Regions from separate parts of the Homo sapiens genome. Here all the other regions are linked to region 3. Evidence: chromatin contacts called from ENCODE Hi-C or POLR2A ChIA-PET data. All regions are on one chromosome and are shown on one strand. Each heading gives the region's core, a stretch centred on a gene start or an enhancer-like site at or near the end of the contact. The rest is flanking DNA. Distances are from core to core; before and after follow the strand shown. Region 1 holds the start of RBMS3-AS3 (RBMS3 antisense RNA 3). Region 2 holds the start of PDCD6IP-DT (PDCD6IP divergent transcript). Region 3 holds the start of STT3B (STT3 oligosaccharyltransferase complex catalytic subunit B).

Region 1 (4,416 bases), core at 1,011-3,510, 2.3 Mb after region 3:
TTGAGTTTATTGTTTTTGTTTTGTTGAGGCATGAGAAATGACTGTAAATTTTCCCCTTTTAACTTGTCCTTGCTCTGCCATTTCCTTGAGGAATGGCAGGCAGCATTCTCAACCTAACACCCCCAAAGAGTTAAAACTTAAGGCACCGAGCAGGAGGGCTAGTCTATTTAAGCATCAGCAGCACAAACTAAATGCTCACAAAGGCAAATAGCAGTGTGAGTCGACCTTGGAGGGGCAGGGTGGATTACAAAGCAATTGAAAAAGAAAAAAACAAAGCAATAATCTTTTGTATAATACTGAAAGTCTGCTTCCCAGTCTGGTTTACAAATAGGCGTTGCTGGACGAGACAAAATAAATGACAGATAACTACAGCATGAATTACCTAACCCTAATCACATCACCGAGTCCTGGTGACAGCATAGATCATTCAGGCACGCCTTGTTCACTCTCGGCATATTTATTTATTAAGGAGACGGTGGAGTCTGGCTAATGCTAATGCAATACAAAATAATATCACCCGTACACTCGAGGTGGTCACTCCGCTAACATGTTTTCCCCCTAATCAAGTCCAATTTAATTGACAAATCGGAGCAGTGATTTCACACCTGAGAGTCTTTCATGTCTTAACTGCAGGATAAAGTTCAGGGTAGGTACTGCCCACTGCTTACTTACGTGGGCTTGCCTCTGGGCCCCTAATGGTCATTTGACACACACACATAAAGCCTAAAGTATTTAACCAATTCAAGTCCAATTATGATCAGTTACATTTCATTCCTTTTCAAGACTCAGGCCTCCTCATGGCAGCTACACAGAAAAATAGATCTTCTAAAAGTAAAGAACATCTATTGTAAAGCAGTCTGTAGCATGCTGATCATCCTCAACATAAAATAAAATAGGCAAGGCAAATTAAAAATAAAAATAAACTCTCAGAGACTCTGGTAGGAGCCCTATACCTTCTCACACCCTTCTTTCATTCTATACCCTGCGATTAAAAGTTTGAGTTACCCCCACCGTTGCACGTCCTATCCAGTGGGAAAAACCCTTTTAGAGCCACAATCAAAGAACAGCTCACCAGAAAAGCCCCTGAAATTATATTCTTGTGCCTGGTAATCACTGTTGTGATCTGCTTTCTAAAAACCGTGCCCATCTGCAAAAGACGTTCCTGATATCAGGACCATTTATGCTGCCAAATAACAACAAAGAAACTGAACTCAAGTGAAACTATTATCTCTCCTTAAAGAGAAAGCTACAATTCCGGGTTTGCTGCTTTCTTCTTATGTCTTCCTCTGCCTCATTAACTCCATTGGTATGTCACTAATTTCAAAGAAGCAGGAAGAAGTGATGGGGGTGGGGGTTAACTAATAATTCACACGCCTGTCTGTTTCCCATCCCAAGTGCAGAACGATACCACGCTGATCGCCAGACCGTGGGTCAAGCCATACCTTGGTTTGGAGATAATGAGGATAGTAGTAAGTGTACTGGGGGTACATTTGTGGCTGATCCAGGCGTTTGCCCATGTAGCTGGAATCTTTATCTCCGAGGCAGGGAACTGGATGACAGGGTATAGTGCCCCAGGCCGAGCTTCCTCTTAAACCACTATTCCTGACAGTCCCGGTGACTGATGAGGCTTCAGAGACTCCACCACTCGCTAGTTCCAACACAGCAAGAATTTTTTTAAAAAACAAAACAAAACAAAAAACACACACCAAAGGAAAAAAAAAAAGGGCGAGGAGTGAGATCTGTAGAAAAAACACCCACACACAGCCTTCCCAGATCTTGCCTGGCTTCCCCCAGCTGCCGGGGTCCACTTGGGATGAGGCAGTTTGTTCTCTAACCAGGCTGTCTGTAGTGATGTCAATTGCCAGCGTTCGTAAAGGGGGAAAAAAATCAAAGTCCTTTTAGCACAACTCCGAATCCTTGCAGATCAGCTTCCTGTCTCTTGGTTGTCTCTTTCCCCACCTTAAAGAAAAAGAAAAAAGAGAGAGAGAAAGAGAAAGAAAGAAAGAAAAAGAAAGAAAGAAAGAAAAAGAAAGGGGAAAAAGAAAAAAAAAAAGAAAAAAAGGAAGAAAAAAAAAAAAAAAAAACCTTGTACAGCTTAGTTGCTGCTGTCTCCCTCCCAGAGTGACATGGTGTTCGGGGCTTGTCCTGTCCTTTCATTCACTTCCCCTCCTTCCAGCCGGTGGGTGGAACCGAGAGAGCCTCTCCAGGGAGCAGCGTACGCAGTCCAGAAGGCTGCAGTATTTCCTCCAAGAAAAAAAAAAAAAAAGGCTGCTTCAACCCCTGCTGCAAGCAAAGTTCCGATTCCCTCTGCTGGCTATCTCGAATAGCAAGCGATTTTTGCAGCAACGCTGCTGCCGCTGGAACTGAACCTGAAGAACTCAAATGCGGGCGGTGGATTATTTCTTATCCCTCCTCCATCTACCCCACACAAGAGCTGCTTTTTGTTCCTCTTTTTGCCAAGTTCCAAGGTAAGCCACACTGCTAAACAAAACACAGAAGAGAGGGAAGAGAGGACGAAAGAAGGAAGGAGGAGAAAGGAAAAGAAATAAAGGCAGGGGAACTAACCTTGCTGGTTAAAGGGGAAAAAAGTAAGTCCCGGATGCTTTCAAAATCTGTTAACACGCTAGAGCCAGACGCATCCAAGAGCTGATTGAGAAACTAACCTTTTACTACCTGGAAAACTTGGTGGATGTTAAGTATTGAAGAAATTTTAGGGTCTACTCCAGGACTACTATTAATGCCACATGTCATCAGATTGGACTGATCAACTGAACATATCAAAAATAATAACTTTTTTAAAATACATCCATTTTGTAAAAAAAAAAAAAAAAAAAATCAAAGGAAGTGACCCCTTAGGTTCGTCAGATATTTTACAGATAAAATCTGTTTCTCCCATTGTCTCTCTCTTTATGATTATTTTGTTGCATTGATGCTTTAATCACTTTACTGATATCATCTAAAAAAAAAAGAACAAAAATCATAATTGCTTGGCAGAGTTTTTTCCCACCAATGATAATATTCTGTCATGTCTATCAGCTGCTACATTATAATACAAATTGTTTCAGATAAAATATATTTCCTTAAAGGGTCCCTTTTCAAGGCGGGCGAGGCTAAAATTAGATGTGCCAGCTGTGTTTTGCTGCGAGTGCTCACGCATGCCCAAAGCGTGGGCAGACCAATACTGAGCTCTTTTCTACTTTGTCAAGTCGGCTCTGTTCTCCTGAGCCCAGAGTCTCCTATTTAGATAAAAGGTCCCTGGTACAAATCCAGCTTCCTAGTCAAGAAGAACAGAGAATTTGGGCTCAGTGCACACATGGTGTCCATCCACATACAAGCCGCACCACCCCTAAAGCAACTGGCTTCCACCGAGGGGAACTGGTTTCTGGAAGCTGTGTGAGTGCATACGTGTTCCTTGGATAAAAATAAGGATGGCAGGTAAATAGTTTTATGTTTTACTTTTGACAAGAATAACAATCAGAAGGAAGGAAGGATGGAGGGTGAGAGGGTAAGAGTTAGGAGGCCCTGACAACATGGTGATTGAGAATATTAAATCAACCCCACCTATCTCTTAAATGTATTATTTGGGGCCTCAGTTGTCCCATCTATAAAATAGAAATACTGCCAACTCTCCTGGCTGAAGGCAGTACACTGAATCAGACACTAAAAATGACACTGATTTAAAAATCCTCCAGTGGTGTCACGTTTCTCAAACAATAAAGTCCTGACTCTTTGGAATAGGTTTCAGGACACTTGACGAGCTGTCTGGCCCTGGCTTTCTACTCTAGTCTCGGACTTTCAACTCTGCCCCTCACATCCTATACCGGAGTCACTCTGAGCTACTTTCAGGACAGGAACATGCTCTCAGAGGCTTCTGTCATTCCCTCTTCCTGGAGTGCTCTCCCAAGTCCATCTCCACCTCTTTTACCCTTCAGCCTGTCCTTCAGGTCTCAGTATGGATATCACCTCCTCACAGTAGCTTTCTCTAAACCCTTCCTTCTCTGCTGCACTTTATATTTGCCCTCATAGAAGGCTTATTCTACATGTATTTGCCTGCTTATTGTTTGTTTCTTCCATGATGTTCTAAACTCTAGGGGGGCAGGAGGTCACATTGTTCTCACTTGCCTTTATATTTCCAAAAACTTGCATAGAGTTGAGCACAAAATGGGTGTTCAGTAAATGTCTGAAGAATAAAATGTTAGACATAATTAATAATTTTTCAACCTGACTTACATCCCTCTTTCAGTACATTTCAGTCCCTGTTACAGGTCAAGAATTGACCTGGGTGCAGGATATAGAGGCACATGAATCAGAACAAGGTCCTTCTTTCATCGAGTTTATATTTAGTGGGGAAGGGGGGACAAACAAAGGGATAAAGAAGTAAATATGCAGTATAATGTCAGGAAATACAAAGCGCTG
Region 2 (4,405 bases), core at 1,575-4,074, 2.3 Mb before region 3:
TTAAACTCTGTTTTTCAAAGTTCATTAGTTTAAAAAGTTCATTAAGTTAAAAAATTAATGTTAAGTTTACACAATTATCCAAACATAATTATTAAAAATAAGATATTCTGCCGGATTTGAATGAACATCACACAACTGATTCACATCTAATTTTACAGCGTATATACCTACAAAACTTTTGTACCTACCTCCATTATAAACTTTAGTAATATCTCCAAGCTTACCCTAACCCCTCTAGAAGCCCAAAAAGTGAAAATACTTAATATTTGTTGAATTAATGTGGCAGGAGGGGATTATACAGAGGTGACTAAAGAAACATGGTTAGTTTCAAAGAGACTATATCTACAACAGGTCCACTACCTAGGAACAGTTCACACATTTAAGTCTGGTAAAAAGAATAAAGGAAGGAACAAATGAATTAAGTTTTAAAGTTGACAGGAGAACCGTATCCAAACCATTATCCACCAACCTCCCATGTCTGTTAGCTTAAAACCCATGCACCAAGTGCTTCTGAAGACCCCAAATCTGAGGGCTGGAACCAAATTTGATATATTCAACAAGATTTTTATCACAGGGCTCATTATACCACAACTATGTTTTCTTAATATTACTAATGGAAAATCCTCACTGAATGCTATTCATGCCTACATAAAAATTACCTTGAAATTGTTTAATTATGTTAATTCTAAAGAATGGCTAAGTATTTCTAGGTTAACTTTAAAAAAAATGCTTATGCTATTAGACTAATGATCCTTGCAGCCCAACAGTTGTAGCTCTAAAATTTGACACCAAGGGGTCTTAATTCCTCTGAGCAATCTATTCAGTACCCCTTCCTTCGGAGAACCAACCCTTCCCCAGTCCGGACTCATCTTGCTTTGATCCATGGGGTAAGGAGAAATTAAACCGGCTGGATGACTCAGATAAGGGCAATTAACTTAGCCCATTTCCCACCATCATAAATGGGTGCAAACAAACCCAGGAGCCTCCCATGGACTTCCACCAGAGCTAAGGAGAAAAGCACTCCCTTCTGTAAGATACTGAGTGTTGCGGACGATTGTTATTACACTACAGCCATCCCTCTCAATACATGAACAAAGCTTTCGAGGGAAGCATCACGGAGGCAAGACGATCTCCAGTGATACCTAAAGCTAAGGAAGGAATATCCCTAGACTTTTCAGTTAGCAGAATAAGTCTTACTTTTTTTTTTTTTTTTTTTTTTTTTTGAGATGGAGTCTCACTCTGTCGCCCAGGCTGGAGTGCAGTGGCGCGATCTCGGCTCACTGCAAGCTCCGTCTCCCAGGTTCACACCATTCTCCTGCCTCAGCCTCCCGAGTAGCTGGGACTACAGGCACCCGCCACCACGCCCGGCTAATTTGTTGTATTTTTAGTAGAGATGGGGTTTCACCGTGCTAGCCAGGATGGTGTCGATCTCCTGACCTCGTGATCCGCCCGCCTCGGCCTCCCAAAGTGCTGGGATTACAGGCGTGAGCCACCGCGCCCGGCAGAATAAGTCTTTTCTTAGCTCAAGCTAGTTTAGCCTGGGTTTCTGCTACTTGGATTGGAATACAATTGTGATTCTCCTGTGAAACAAGTAGAATATACTATACGGAGAAAACGAGATTAACAAGGTATGCAAAAGAAATGTTTAACTATAAAATCGTAAAAAATGTTCTTATAACTATTAAGTATCATGAAAGGAACCCTCATTAAATCAGCATGAGCTAAATAAGCGTTTGCTAAAATAACAAATTTACTCTACTGTGTATATATCTGTTTGTGAACAAACTGCTTTTAAACAACCTACCTTGAACGGTTCAACTATGTAACTAGAGTTTTATTTCAAATAGTTGTAGCTCCTAACTTTCAGAATTCTCCATCTATCATTTGATTATTTTGAACTGAGGAAGACGGTCCATTTCATGTGGACAATGTGATGAGCTGATCAGACATTTGGTCCAGTGTCCCAATTCCCCCACTTCCCCCACTGCCTTCAAGCAACTACTATTATGAAATCAAAATGTGGCCCAAGAAAGACAGTGATGGAAAAATGGGGCGAAAGGGGAAGCTTCAGTTAGAGACCCAAAAAAGTGAAGACTAGTTCTAAGTAAATGTGGCAAAAGAGATCAGTACAGGGCAGACTGCTGCTCCCAGGTATCTGATCCACGGAGCCCTCGCCGACCAAGGGCTAGAGCAGACGTGCAGGCAGGACAAGCGGGCAGTCACAGCGGGCCTGCAGGGCGGGTCCTGCTCACCAGCAAAGAATGCAGACCACACCTACGCGCCTGGTCAGGCCGGGACGGGGCGGCTCCGCCCAGGTTACAGGATTGAAGGAAGGGGGGAGACGGGAAGAGGAGCGGCGAGCGACGGCTGGCAGACAACCTACCCACTCCCAGCCCCGCGCCCACCTCAGGAGCGTCTCGAGCGCGCCCTCGTGCTTGTCCAGCGGACGACCGACTGCGGCGCGGCGCAGCTTGCTGAGCTCCTCCGCCGCGCGGCAGTACTGGGCCTGCTCTTCCCCGCCGCTTGGGTAAGTCTGCTGGATGAACTTCACCAGCGGCTTGGCCAGGTCCACCTCTGAGGTCTTTTTCAGCTGCACCGAGATGAATGTCGCCATGATCAGCGCCTCCGCCGCCGTTCGGGCCAAACAGACCGCGGACAGCTTACGAGGGCCGAGGAGAGAGAGGTACTGGGCTGGCGGACTGGCGGACTGACTGGCTGACAGACTTGCGCTCCGCCTGCGTTCCGGGTCCGGCAACTTCCGGGAGCTCCAGCGCAGGCGCACTGGATGCGGGGTCCTTAAGCTGTCCGCGGTCACGTGAAGGTGTCGCGGCGGCTACGCCCACCTGGACCCAGTTTACCCTGTACTGTGCTGCAAAATATTACTTTCTCCCCATCTGGAATTCTTCCCTTCCTCCTTCCTGCCGCAGTGGTGTACTGAGCACTTTCACGTAAGAGTATTCCTCCACTCGAACAACCCCCCGGAGAAGTACTGGTGTCACTGCCACCTGCGAGAGTTTGCGGCTACCTCCCCAAGAGGCAGTCCCAGGGTTATTGTGACCTATGATGTTTATTCAACTACTGTTGACGGGCTGCTGTGCACAGGGAACCTAGTAGGCAAGACCCCTGCCATCGTGCAGCTTACTGTCAGGTTGACACAGACCTTAAGGTAAACGGAAAAAGTATCAGGAAAAAAACAGGGTGCTTGGGACTTAGGAGATGTTAAGATCGCTTGGAGGACCCTAATTTAAATAAGATAAAGTAGGTTTTCTCCGAGTAGGTTAACTGAAAATGAACCTGTGTCTCTGGTTGCTGTTTTGTAGAAAGAACAAAATTTTAAATAAATTAAAAACGACACCTGTAATTTGAGAAGATGCTTGATATCAGAAGAGGAGAAGAGTGGAGAGGGGTGGAGTGGCAAAGGAGAGCCTCCAAACCAAAAGCCTGCGGCAGAGGCCCTAGGAGGCAAGCACTTAACCATGTTTCAGGACTAGAAACGAAACATGTGACAAGACCTTTAAAAACAAATAGAATGGGATGGAATAAAGTTGGATGAGTAAGCAGGCATCAAATCATTCAGAAACTTGTTGTCCAAGTTGAAGAATTTGTTTAGTATTGTATAATAAATGCAGAGGAAGCTATATACACTTATAATTTACATTTTTTAAAGGCCACGTTGTAGCTCAATCGGATAGTTTGTCTTTTGATGGGATGTAGTATACAGTATCATCATGGTATATTCCAGGCAAAAATATTTAACTTGAATCTGTCAAGCCTTTGCATCTAACACAGTTTATAAAAAATACAACAGATAGATGAACAAACTAAATGATGCCAGAGGAAGTAACTAGACAGATCCAGAAGGTGAAACATTCTGCAGGATAACTGGCCCATCTCTTCAACAATTTGTCATGATAAAAGCAACTGCTTTATGAAAAGAAATTTAAGGGACATAACAGTTTGAATTGGATCCTGGTTTGAACAGACTGTCTATAAAATGCATTTTCAGGACCATTAAAGAAATATGAATGTAGATGGACTGAGTATTGGATAAAATAGAACTGTATTGCCATGGAAAAGATCATTAACTGAAAAGAGCAAGTCACGAAATAGTATGTTACAGCATCTCATTTTGGTTTAAAAATGCACATATATGTATTTATGTACAACTAAAAAAATAGTGGGCTTATACCCTAAGGTGTTAGTATTGGTAATCTTTGGAAGTGGAAATGTGTATTTTTTTCTTTGTGTTTGCCTATCTTTTTCATTGTAACTTTTGCAGCACATAGACTACTTTCATTATAGTAAAAGTTTATTTTACCACAATTTTTTTTTTTTTAGAAAGAGTCTCACTCTGTCACCCAGGCTGGAGTGCAGTGGCACAATCTCAGCCCACTGCAACCTCCAC
Region 3 (4,667 bases), core at 251-2,750:
GGGAAAATCCTAACTCAGGGGGAAAAATCCTAACTCGGGTTGGGCAAGTTGCGAAAAAAAAGTTAAAGCAATCTTTCCATCTAGATAATTCACAGACCAATGTAGTGTCTAAGTTAGCTAGTGTTGTTAAGAGTGGGGTAATTTCCTAAAACATTCAGGTCAGTCCCTTACACCATGTGCAACTTCGGTATTACAATCTAGGACTCCCATCACCGTGGTACTGTTTGCTCTTATCCACAAACCTTCCTGCAGACCAATAAAGGAACTAATGCAATGCTTTCAGATACTGTGCATAACACACTAAGGGTGACAGTGGCTAACAGGGTAAGGATCTTGTTCTAAAAAGCAACCCAAGACGATAGTGAAACAGTAAGGTGCTGAGTGCACTTAAGAGCTCTGAAAAAAAGCCACTCTTTAAAATACCTAATGATAAATAAATAAGAGTAGCTAGCTTTCAGATCACTTTCAGGGGTATTATTTCCTTCCCTCCAACACGCCATTCACTCTCCTTTTCCCTTCTCGTATCATGAGAGCATAAAAAGAAACAGTAAAAGCGTAAAACTGCAAGGGTGAGCAGCCGGGGTTCCGGCACATCTGGACCCACCTCCAGCGGCAACAGGGCAGCCCCCCTGGCCGATTCCGTCTGAACTAGCAAAAACGCGCCCGCAAATATGAAAGAACGCGAAAGCAGCGGGCGAGGAGGGCGGGGAATCGACCGACAGTCCGCGGAGGAGCTACCTGCCGCCTCCTGGCGTGGCGGGTCCGGACTCAGCGACCAAAGCGGGCTGCGAGGGACTGCACCCACACTCCCGGCGGCTGCACCCACACTCCCGGCGGCTGCATCCACACTCCTGGCAGTCTTCACACTAGCCCGGCCGAGAATCAAGGTTTCGCTCCTGGACCCCGACGCCCCGCCTCAGGCTGCACGGGGCAAACTTCGCCCACGGGCAGGGGGCGCGCCCGGAGCTCCGGGATCCGCGCCGGCCTCAGCCAGGACGCGAGCGGGGCTCCGCGGCGGCGCGGGGCCAAGTCGAGGAGAGCTGCGGCGGGCGGAGGAGCGGGTCCCGGTTCCCCGCGGGCCACGGGCGGGGGAGGGGCGGCGAGGCACTTACCACGGGTCGAACTCGTGGATGATGCTTTCGAAGCGGATGACGGCGAAGAGGCGCGAGCTGAAGCCGGCAAGCCAGGCCAGGAAGAGGATGGTGAAGGAGAGAAGCGACTGCCACCCAGCCGGCTGCGACAGCCCCCCGGACAGCCCCGCCGGGGCCGGCTTCGGCGGCGCCGCGCCGCCCGCCGCCTTGTGCGCGCACTGGGCCCCGGGCCCGTGGTGGCCGTGCCGGCTGTTTCCCAGGGCCATGAGGCCACTCCACGGGGACGAGTTGAGGGACGACTTGTGCTTGCTCTCCGGGGCCGAGGGCTCCGCCATGTTGTGCCCCGGCGGCGGGTCTAGCTCTCCTCCTCCGCCGCCGCCGCCTGGTGCGAGGGGTGCTGGGCGGGGACCCGGAGGAGGAGGAGGAGGAGGAAGAAAAAGGAGGAGGGAAGAGCTCTGCGCGCTCCCGCCCTCAGCGCCGCGAGGCCGGCGGACTGGGGGTGGAGGAAGCGGCGGCGGGGAGTCTCCGCCTCAGCAGCGGCCGCAATCGCCGCTCTCTCAACCCAGATGGCCCCGGCGCCCCACTAGCCATCCGTATCCCCAGTGCAGCTGCGGCGGCGGCGGCGAAAGCCGACGGGACGAGGGCGCCAGGAAAGAAGCAGCAGACGGAGGCGGCACCACGGCTCTGAGAAGCAATGACATTCCCTCTCTAGCCCGCCGCCCGCCCAGCCGAAAGGAGCAGGGGGAGGAGCCCCCTGGAGTCCGGGCGGAGCTCAAGCAACCTCTGACTCCGCCTCCGGCCCGACAGGAACTGGCCCCTCCGCCTGTCACAAAGCGACAGGTCCGTTAGGGGGCGGGCCCAGAACCGCTGCGCCCACCAATAGGGGCGCGAGCTGGGGCGGAGCTTGACCCAACCGTCTCCCCCTCCCCCCCACCATCCCGGCCTCGCGCCGATTCGCCCGGAGTGGCCGAGCTGCGCGGCTACGGCTTCATTGTCAGTTGAAAGACGCGGTTTCGCGCGCCTGTGCGGTCGGCGAGAAAGGGTACTAGGCGGCTCCGCTAGGTTCATGGAGCTGAGCTGGGCCGAGGGGCGGGAACTGCGGAGCGGCCTCGGTCAAACTCGTCTTAAAGGACGCGGAAAGCGCCGCACCGACCAGCAGGACGCTCGCGGGCTCTCCGCGGTCGTGACTTTTAACCCGCTTTGCGCGGAGCCCTCACCACGTGACGGCCGCGCAGGCGCATTATCCTAGCCCTCGGCGCGTGGGTCGGGCCGAGGGGTTCAGCAGCCCGTGGCGCTCCTCGGCTGGCGCTGCGAGTGAGCCCGCGGCGGCAGTGACACAGCCTACCTTGCTCATTGCCCTTCACGTCCCGCCTCCGGCTTCTGCGGCCGCGGGAATCCGAGAATGTGAGCAAAGACAAGTTTTCCGACACCGAAAACTCGTTGGAACCGGCAAGCGCGCCCCTAGCTCCGGCAGGCAAAATGCGACCTTCTCTCGCCCTTTTTCGTTTGTACTCCGAATTGCGAAAGTACTGTATGTTCACTGGAAATATGGGAAAATGCAGAAATACATTAACGGCTGCATACATTCCGTCGAGTGAGTGAAACTAACTTACCCTGGACGTTAAGCTGTTTCCAGTTCTCACTTTACTAAATAATAATAGAACGAAGGTTCTTGTGCACGTCTACCTTGTATTTTTATAATTCCTTTCCTTTCCCCACTTCCCTCCTTGTCCGCTAAAATAAAGTGCTACCAGATAAACTCAGGGCAAAATGAGCTTAAACTAAGTGAGGTAGTGGGGAGACTCGAATTGCTCTTATATAAACCCCATAGAAAGTACGGAGCTTTCGGCGTAATCGGTGCTCAGTAAATACTTGTTCATGTCAATTCACAGCTAATTGTACATTTTATTAGGTAAGTAACATCTGGATATTAAAGGGCATATTAATGTAAAACTATAAAGGCCCTGAATTATTTTCTTAGGTGATTTAAATTTTTCTCTTTAACTACAAATTGTGTTTCAATATTAATAGAAGTCTTAAAATATTAGATAAATGAACCCTAGTTATTTTGAGGTAGCTCCTTGAAAGTAAGGCAACTCCAGCTACCCTTTTAACCTGCTAAGTGGTTACGTTTTGTCTTGTTTCCTTAAAAAAACCATAAATAGTCTTATTAAGGAAATAATGAAAAGGTTTCCAGAAATAGACTTTCTCACCAACAGTTTAATAGCCGACATTTATTGAACGTACACATTTTAATGAGAATTAGGATAAAATATTAACTGCCTCTGTTATACAGAGAAAGATGACATGCTTTTCCTCATAGCCCAAACGGTACATGCTGAAATGACAGCAGAGGATTTTTGTCTGTGTTCCCTGAACCAAAGTTTTATCAGTCTAAAATAAAATTTGTGTTTTTATTTTAATTTGTTTGGATATTTCTATTTTATTGTCTTTGTGTATCTATTCCCTAGTAAGTTCTACGTTATCTTCTTTTGCTTCCTGTTTTGGCTGTTTAATGGCCATAGGCCTGATCTGAAAAGTGACAAAGTGAAATAGTCCCAAATTGTTGCTTACTAGTCATGTAGCATTGGACAAGTCACCTGCATGGGTTGCCCTTTCTGCTCTTAAAGTCAGTTGTTAATATTAAAAAAGCTTATCTGAAAGCATTTTAGGAAATTGTTAAGGAACGTGCAAATACAGGGTAGTGGTAAAGGTGAAAAGCCCTACGAAAACCCCTTGATTTTTGACCTTCATTTATTCACTCATTCATTCAGCAAGTATATATTGAACTCCTTTATGCCGACCACTGTGAGTGAACTGGGATGCATGGGGATTCAGCTAGGAACAGGAAAGACAGGGCTCCTACTCTCAGAGAGTTCACCAGCCAGCCCTAGGAAGGGAGGTATTAACCAAATCATCAGATGGTTCAGGACCAAAATGCAGGGTGACAAACACTGTGGAGGACAGGCACATGGGGAATTTGATCTACACCAGAAGGATGAGAAACATTACCCTGAGGAAGCAGCACTGGAAGTGATGATGAACGGACGAGGAGAAGGAGAATGGAACGCGTTACATAGAGAAGCACGTGCAAAGGCACTGCAGTGGGGCAGGGGAGGCATACGAGTAACCCAGAAAAGTGGCTGCAATGCAGACAGTGGGACAAGGTGCAGTAGGAGTCAAAGGAATGGCCGGGTAGTGTAGGTCCTTTTAAGAGGTGTTTTTTGCTTCATGTTAACTTCAGAATATTGAGAAGCCATAAAGGGTTTTAAGCAGCATGTAGTGTATTTGAGATAGAGGGAGAGAGTTGATCAGATGTGTGTTTTGAAAAGATTACCAAGGCTGCAATGTGAAAAGCATTTTGGAGAGGAGACCAGTAAAAGCTCTACCTGAGAATTCAGAGATTACTTTTGTGAGGAATATGCTATTGTGGAACCACTAGAGAACCCATAAAAATAAATTGCAGCATTGTGAATTCACAATTTCTAGCCTATCAACTTGGAAAAATTGTTTACAGTTTGTGATGAAGCTTGAATGTGTTTGCCCCTTTGCACTTGAGGTTCTAATCCTGCTAGG

What was found. A loop is a pair of places that touch in the nucleus more often than their neighbours do. ChIA-PET counts read pairs that join two places held with the same protein, here RNA polymerase II (POLR2A). Pooled maps may share reads with other maps.
Region 1: a loop to region 3 is called in a pooled map, with 5 times the contacts of the local background. The contact joins the promoter of RBMS3-AS3 here to the promoter of STT3B in region 3. A Hi-C loop is called at or near these places in 1 of 37 single-sample maps with no recorded cell type and 4 of 50 pooled maps. POLR2A ChIA-PET finds 5 or more read pairs at or near these places in 1 of 52 experiments (GM12878).
Region 2: a map of naive thymus-derived CD4-positive, alpha-beta T cell shows a loop between it and region 3 (10-fold over the local background). The contact joins the promoter of PDCD6IP-DT here to the promoter of STT3B in region 3. A Hi-C loop is called at or near these places in 1 of 168 maps with a recorded cell type or tissue (naive thymus-derived CD4-positive, alpha-beta T cell), 1 of 37 single-sample maps with no recorded cell type and 8 of 50 pooled maps. POLR2A ChIA-PET finds 5 or more read pairs at or near these places in 2 of 52 experiments (GM12878 and activated B cell).

What each region holds. Positions count from the first base shown.
Region 1 is chr3:29,278,783-29,283,198 of GRCh38, reverse strand. It overlaps RBMS3-AS3 (RBMS3 antisense RNA 3), which reads left to right and starts at 2,260. Exons shown (of 3, transcript NR_109804.1): 1 at 2,260-2,468. It overlaps RBMS3 (RNA binding motif single stranded interacting protein 3), which reads right to left and starts at 2,128. Exons shown (of 15, transcript NM_001003793.3): 1 at 1,443-2,128. The coding sequence starts at 1,517. RefSeq lists an enhancer at 3,224-3,273.
Region 2 is chr3:33,796,938-33,801,342 of GRCh38, reverse strand. PDCD6IP-DT (PDCD6IP divergent transcript) reads left to right here and starts at 2,824. Exons shown (of 2, transcript NR_183731.1): 1 at 2,824-2,948; 2 at 3,321-4,405. It overlaps PDCD6IP (programmed cell death 6 interacting protein), which reads right to left and starts at 2,713. Exons shown (of 18, transcript NM_013374.6): 1 at 2,406-2,713. The coding sequence starts at 2,614. RefSeq lists enhancers at 2,017-2,550, 2,497-2,846.
Region 3 is chr3:31,529,758-31,534,424 of GRCh38, reverse strand. STT3B (STT3 oligosaccharyltransferase complex catalytic subunit B) reads right to left here and starts at 1,500. Exons shown (of 16, transcript NM_178862.3): 1 at 1,113-1,500. The coding sequence starts at 1,426. RefSeq lists enhancers at 768-827, 1,678-1,817 and silencers at 988-1,137, 1,218-1,347, 1,378-1,607, 1,918-2,177.